3 separate regions of the Homo sapiens genome follow, and all the other regions are linked to region 3. The links are chromatin loops, found by intact Hi-C in ENCODE. Cell type or tissue: Caco-2. All regions are shown on one strand. Region 1 overlaps LOC105372130 (a long non-coding RNA gene). Region 2 overlaps LOC105372130 (a long non-coding RNA gene). Region 3 overlaps TCF4 (transcription factor 4).

What was found. Hi-C counts contacts between places; a loop is a spot of excess contacts. Peaks named below come from ENCODE experiments on the same cell type or tissue, not always from the same donor. Only the 100,000 strongest peaks of a DNase experiment are listed, where the experiment ranks them.
Region 1: it touches region 3 in a loop (7-fold over the local background); 5 of 110 quality-filtered maps call a loop at or near these places.
Region 2: a loop joins it to region 3, with 4 times the contacts of the local background. A loop is called at or near these places in 20 of 110 quality-filtered maps.

The regions. Positions count from the first base shown.
Region 1 is chr18:55,747,246-55,749,745 of GRCh38, reverse strand. The region is part of intron 2 of LOC105372130 (a long non-coding RNA gene); the gene reads right to left. Among named protein-coding and RNA genes, the nearest start is that of LINC01415, 33 kb to the left of the region's middle. In Caco-2, no CTCF peak of the experiment used is centred here; a DNase peak (open chromatin) is centred at 1,265.
Region 2 is chr18:55,761,850-55,764,349 of GRCh38, reverse strand. The region is part of intron 2 of LOC105372130 (a long non-coding RNA gene); the gene reads right to left. Among named protein-coding and RNA genes, the nearest start is that of LINC01415, 19 kb to the left of the region's middle. RefSeq lists a silencer at 818-1,112. In Caco-2, no CTCF peak of the experiment used is centred here; a DNase peak (open chromatin) is centred at 939.
Region 3 is chr18:55,581,361-55,583,860 of GRCh38, reverse strand. All of the region lies in intron 3 of TCF4 (transcription factor 4), which reads left to right. Among named protein-coding and RNA genes, the nearest start is that of TCF4, 5.6 kb to the left of the region's middle. RefSeq lists an enhancer at 1,086-1,680. In Caco-2, no CTCF peak of the experiment used is centred here; a DNase peak (open chromatin) is centred at 1,350.

The sequences.
Region 1 (2,500 bases), 170 kb before region 3:
AAAGAAAAAGGGAAATGGTTATACTTCCACAAAAAAGGAAGAATAGAAGAAAGAAGAAACAAGGCAACCAATCAAACATGAACACTGCTATTTTGTCTTATGTCTTTCTCCTTTCTTCTATATATTGACTTTTTTTTTTTGACTCATCTGGGTAACTGCTTTAATTCTTCTTTACCTTGTTTCAAAGAGGCAGCAGGTTCCATTTGATAATGGAAATCAATTAGTAATAGCTGTCATTTATAGAGTAGACACTGAACCGAGGATGTATGTATATTTGTGTGTGTTTTTTCTCAACTCCATGAAATAGGTATTATTAATCTAATTTTATAGGTGAGGGACTGGGGGGACAGAGAAGTTAAGTAACTTGCCCAAGGTTACACAGCTAGTAAACAGCAGTGTCAAAATTCAAACTCAGACAGCCAGGTTCCAGAATCCAGCATGCTAACCCCTACTCAGTACTACCTCTTACCTAGCACAGTGGTTATGTTAGGCTTGGCAGTCCATAGCAGACTTGGCTTCAGATTCATGCTCTGACATTTAAAAGTTGTGTGACTTTGGAAGAACCATTTCCTTGTTCAGAGCCTCAGTTTCCTCATTTATTAAATGGCACTAAGCTGGGTGTGGTGGCTCCCAGCTGTAATCCCAATTACATGGGTGGATGAGGCAGGAAGATCACTTGAGGCTAGGAGTTTGAGACTAGCCTGAGCAACACAGTGAGACCCCGTCTCTAAAACTATATACAATGGCACTAGTATCTTTTCCCAGGGTAGTTGTGAAGATGAAATGAGATCAATTTGAGACTGAAACATAGGAAACACTTACTAAATCACAGCTGTGGCTACATACTTGCTCCTAACTTACAAGCCATAGAAATTTGAGGCTAGAAGTTTTCTAAAGACAATCAAACTATGCTATAAGACCAGGCCTCTTAGAAAAGTGGAAAGTATATCAGGAAAAATACCAGGGTAGAAATTAAAGCCTCTCTCGACCCTTCAAGGGCTGCTAGGGTGATAAGACCACTTGCTACTGAGAGGTTTTGTTATCCTCCACACAGATCCCTGAAAGCTCTGGTAGGATTGGGTAATCTTAGGTGATAAGGGAGATGTAAGGAATTACGACTCCTGATAAGCCACTGTGGTTTTGTTTTCCCATACTTTGAGGAGATATGGGTGACACAGATAAAGTACTGACAAAAGCCCCAGGTGGGCTTAAAATGCCTCCTCATGCCTGGGAGTGTTGGAGGCTGATGACATTCAGGGCTGACCCGCTACTATGCTCCATGTTAGTGTTATCTCTATGGCCGTGTGCTCAGCACCCTCAGGGGCCAGGTCAGGCGGGAGCACTCCAAAGAGAGTAGAGTGAGAGTTTGGCAGCTTGTTAGTCAGCCAGACTCTCTGAAGAGAGAAAGTGCCCTTGGGTCTCAAGAATGCTGTGTTTTGTTATCATTGGAAGACACTACAGATAGGTGGGAGGCACTGTGTGGAAGGCAGGGTCAGACAAGCCTTCAGCTGGCCAAGTCAGACTAGGTAGAGTCACTGTGGTCGTACTGTGGGAACACTGAGGAAAAGTGGTTGGTTCTGACTGGGTGAGATGGGGGAACGGGGAGGAATGAAGACTTCATAGGAATAATGGCAGCCTCTGAGCAGGTCCTTGAACGAAGAATGACTAGGATGTTGTTTGGCAGAGAAGGGATGATGAATTCTCCAGCCATCACCAAGGTGTGGTGGCATTAAACGCCCAAGTTGGTGCAGTACATTCCACAGCAAGGAGGTGTATCATTTTACCAGACGCCTCCATCCACTTCCCCCCACCAACCTCATACAAGCGAAAACTAGCTATTTTCCATGAATATATGCCATATTTAAAGACATGCAAATATAACAACTTGCTGAAGATTGAAAAGTATTTCTAAAAACAATGTTGACTAGAGTGAGAGGAAACAAGAATGTCAGTGAGAATCTAAATTGGTACAACCTTTGGTAAAGCAATTTGCTACTATCTGGCAAAAAATTATCTGTGTGTAACCTTTGACTTTGCATTTCCACAATGTATAACTCTAGCCTACAGAGAAAAAATGTATTGGAGGGTTTCACTCATTTATTAAGCAAATATTTCCTGCATCCCCACACATGACAAAGTGCTGGTGTCACTATTAGAAATATAGTAATGAACAAGGCAGAAAAATCCCTGCCCTCACAAAAGTTATATGAACAAATAAGCGAATCGTGTTATTTAATTTCGGATACTGATAAGTGCTATGAAATAAATTAGGAAGAAAAAGAATGACAGAGGGAGTTTCTCTCTGAGAAGGTGACATTTGAACAGGAACTGAGTTGTGGTTAAAAGGCCCATGAGAAGATCTAGAGAGACAGACTCTTAGGCAAAGGACATGTTTATTTCAACAATGGGGATGTATAATAGCAAAAGAAACCCACAAACAAAATATTGAAAATAATGTTGTTTGTCTTTTCAGACTGTGTTAAATAAGTTTATGTATATG
Region 2 (2,500 bases), 180 kb before region 3:
TCTGGCCAAATTTAGATTACATTTAAATCTATGTGTTTCTTTAAAAAAATGAATGTTCAAGTCACTGACTCTGGACCTAGTAGGTTAGTCCACTGAGCCTTAGATTTCAGGGTGTTATTGTGGATTTGGCTTTCCTGGGATGGAACTCCAAGAAGATAGATTATCGTGTGCTCCTAATGCACTACACAGCCTATTGACTTTATATGTCATCAATGTATATTGTATGTCTACACTATTACCAGGAGAAGCAGGAGTGCATGTAGTTATGCCTCTGTCTCAGCCCGTCATCCCATGCTGTGCCCTATGGGAAGCCACTGATTCTTACACTTGGAGCTGGGACAATGCAACTTAATCAGACTGACAGGAAACAGGCAGCAATTACAGTGTGCTGCTACATCTGCTGGGTTCCACTTCACTGAAGGAAGAGTTATCTCAATTTTAATGTACATCCCTTTTTCATGTTTCATTTAACCTCTGCCGTATTATTAAACACATCAAAATATAATGACACTCGTTAAAGAAGAAAAAGAGGACAGTTGGGATATTTTGGACTGTATCTCCTATATTTGTAACTTAATTGTATCATTTTTGCTTCTCTTCAACATCTCTCCCTGGTGAATAACTAATTCAGAATATAGGTATTTAAATAGTGAGTTGGGAACTGGCTGTTTAAACACCTACATCAACACTGAGTGCAGCTACAATGCAACGTCCCTCAATCATTTTTCTGTTTTCACCACTAGTGTTTCTCTTTTCAAAAACATTCTTTTACAATGTGTCAAAATAGCTAGTTTACCCATTACTGCAGTGATATAAACTGCTTTAAAAGCAGCTCAATGCAATTCTTCAGGAATGTGTTTGTAATATGACTCAGGAAACCTTTGGAACTTAAATGAGCAGGTGTCTCACCCACTCTGGCCCACCCTAGAACAGCCAGAGCTCCATCAGCAGGTGGATCCTGCTGACCCGAGTTCTAGGATCTATTAAACCATTCATTTCTGCAAGACAAATGTGATGACACACCAGGCTAAGCCTCTCCTCTGAGGTTTGGTTTTGTGTGTGTGTAATTTTTTTTTCTTTCCACTGTGATTCTCTGATCTCTTATCTCTCTTTGAGCTCCAGTTTTACCATTGAATCTGAAGTATATAGTAAACCTTTCTAAAAATCAAATGTTCATCAGATTAATTGCGGCATCCAAATCCAGACTGCCCAAGTTTCCAAAGATATAATAGAAATGTGATCCTAAACTTCCACTTGAACTCTTAAGATGGTGTTTGGCCAAGCAGAATTTGCAAGACATTTACAGGAATTTGTGTGTATTAGGGAAAATGGAGGGAAAGGTTAATAACCAAAGATACGCTTCTATATAAAGAGTTTTTTTAGGCCAAAAAGCTCCAATGTCCAAGCTTTTAAAATAATTATTAGAATTTTCATTAAGAAATAATTTAATCAAAATATGACAGGCATGTCCATCATCAGTGCCAAATACGGGTTGCTATGAACTAGGGTGACAAAAAGTGGTCTAAGAAAGAGTGAGTGTTTTCAAGTAGCTAACAATCTATAGTGAAATCAAAACAAATGCAGAAAAAGATAAGCTAAAGCCCAAACAGGTTCCTATCAGTGTGTGGAATTTACTACAGGGCAACACTACAATGACTTATGTTTATAGTTAGGCGAACAAGAAAGAGCTGAAGCCCCTGAGATCTCCTTTAGGATAAAAGAGGCCTGATATTCAGCGAGCAAGCACTTACCCTACAGAGGCCTCCCAGATGTCTATCTCCAGCTTCCATTGCGTGTTCATTCCCCTGCCATAGGGTTGTTAATAGGTTAAATGTTATTCTGGGTAAAAGACTCTAAGGAAAGCAACACTGCTTAACTCCTACTTTACTTATGTGCTCACTACAGGATCATGATCATCAACCTTGAATAGACAGAATAAATAGCATTAAGTAAGCTTGGAGCAATGATTGCACCTAAACATGTTGACTGCATTCAAATCTCCAGGCTCAAACAAATTACATCTCTGGATGCTTAAAGTGCTTTAGAGGTATGATCACAAAACCAATGTCAACAGTCTTTGAAAAATAATGGAGAAGGGGAGAGATACATACCAGAACAATATAAGAAAACATTTTCTTTCCAAAAAATAAAAGTTGGGGGAGGACGGGGGTAGGAAAAAATGCAAATTTCAGAAACTAGGGACTACTGAGTTTAATCCTTATCTTCATTAACATTTTCTAATGAATTCTTAACAGTTGACGTGAATAAACTTTGACAAGAAGAACTGATCACTGGGAGCTATATATTTCACTAAAAACAAGTAAATCCAAAAATCCATTTTTAAAATAAGACTAATCAATTAATGAAAGATATAACAATATTGTATCTGGATTCCATTATGGCATTAACATGTCTTTAATGATATATTTATGGACTTGATAAGTAAGGTGGAAAAATAGGAACTAAAATGATAAATTCATCTATTGAGGCAACAGGGATC
Region 3 (2,500 bases):
TGGAAAATATTAATATGCATGTTTGATGTAAAGGTAAGGACAAGTATCTTTTGTGGGCAAATTAATTTTTCATGTTAGACAAGATCAAAACTAACTGTTTTTGACAGTAATTTTTTTATGACTTAACTTAAAAATGTGTATTCAGTTTCAATCTAAAAGTAGCTTATGTCAGACAGACACAGAGATAGACTACTTTTAAAGTCAATGCTAAAAAACTAGTTTGCAATGTTGTGAAAATATGCATTTAGAATAACTTAAGTATATTACATTAGATATTTAATAAAGTAAGGTGTTTAGAAATATGAGATTGTGTTACATTTAAAAAGACAACTGTATGTCTGATCCATTTTCTATGTTCACATTTAAATAAAGTTCTTGCTGTGATGTTTAAATGTTTATAGAGAGTACAGGCTTAATAAGTTGAATATGTATTAATGCATTTTGGTAAGTGATGATATATCAACACTTACACAGTTCTGAAGACAATAACACACACACATACACACATACACACATACACATACACACATATGTTCATGCATGCAAACCTGGAGAGAGACTTCACTCTTAATAAGTCATGTTACACTGCTTCTAATGCATACACAGTGATTATTTTGAAGGTGTGGAACTTTAAGTTACGTTGTACCAGAAATGGTGTTTTCAGGACCAAATGTTTACTTGTAAGGGTAAAAAGTGTAATGGTCCTTTTATTCTGGCAGCCTGAATGAGAATGCAGGGTATTCATTTCATGTAGTATGATGGTGATTATAATATGTAGGGTACAGATTGGAGTGTTCAGTTTTCCTCTATCAAGATAGTATTTGAACACAGGGCTGTTAGTTAAGAAAACGGGTTGTATTTCCACTTAAAAGAGTTAAATCTTTTAAAAAGCGTAATACATTTTAAAAATCATGAATACTGCATTTTGCCCTTTAATTGGAAGGATCAACTAGGAAACTTTGGAGAGAGAAATAATTTTCTAAATTTACCTCAAGTTAATATCCATTGTCTTGAGTGGACTCAGATGTCCCTTTCATGGATTGCTTTGAAACTTGGATTTAGGAAAGATCTAAACTATAAGTAGACTGTTCCTATTTGAAAAATCAGCTATGGTTTTTCAAAGTGAGGCATGGTAATAATTCATGCTTAAAGTTCCCAATAGCTTTTGATTCCATTAATATAGGATGCTCCATAGTGATTTGCAATGTGAGAATAAAAATAAAGTGTGGCCATATTCCCTTTAATCTTTCATTTCACAAACATGGTTTTTCCTACCACCTTAAGAAATGGTGAGGCTGCTAGGGAGAATGGAATGTAACCTGAGCTACAGCCTGACATTCCCAGGGAGCATTTTTCACATGAAAGGCTTTTGTCAACCCAGGAAAGGACTAGCAGTTTTTGTTTGATGTTTGCAGGTGTTCAGCAGAAAGCACTAAAACAATTCAGCCATGATGGTTCAGAGCTTCGATGACCTTAACAGGGAAAATTGGTGGGCTCTGGAATTATTTTTAAGAAATAGTTATAACCTATATGGTAACTTAAACAAAGGGATTTAATATCCGTTATATCATTGATCTTAAAACAAACTAAAAGCATCCACATGCCTGGATGATTGGAAAATTATTCTCATTGAAAAGTAGGATACCTAAGTTACCAAAAAAAGAAAATCATCTAAAGAGTCTATAATTTATTGATGAGTATGGACTTAATTTTCTGATATAGCAGAAGGACAGTTTATTTGGTTACTTTTGACTCTTGTGAGGAAAAGATAAACATCCTAGCTTTGACATCTTTTTAAAAAGTCGTTTTAAAGTTGGGCCACTAAAATGATACATTCTAAAGAACTTGTTAGATCAGGTCTGGTCACATCTGTTACATGTATTTACTGCTGGTCTATGACAGATACTACATCTTTCTCCCTTAGTTTAAAAGTTGAGCTTTTTCCCCTGTGACTGTTTAGTTTTACTGAGGTGTTCAGGTATTGTTAAAAGATTGTCAAATGAACGAGTGTTTGAACAATTAAGAGCAGCGTTAAAACACACCACATCTCTGTTGTGGGTCATTTTTGGAAGAGGAAAGTATTGCCTGAAATTTACCTAAGTTAGCTAACCTATATCCACATGACACCAACATAATATGCCAATTTAGTGAATTCATTGAGGCGGAAAAAAATCAGTCCGGTGGGTAGTTTTGTATGATACAGAAAATTAACGTGGTCACATCCTGAATTAGTTTTGAGTTCATAGTGATGGCATGAAAAAAAAATTGGTTTCCCCTTAAAGATATTTGTTGAGGAGAGCTGCTTAATATTGTGTGTGTGTGTATAAGTGAGTGAAAACACCCTTAAAATCGTAAATGGTATAATTCATAAGGGTTCTGTGGCTTTTTGTAAAGGGCAGAGTAATTTAACAGGTTAAAAGAAGTACAGTGGCGTTAAACCCATTATGTTAGAATCACAGAATTTTGGGTATAGAAACCCATTAGAAATGTTGCCCAGTGC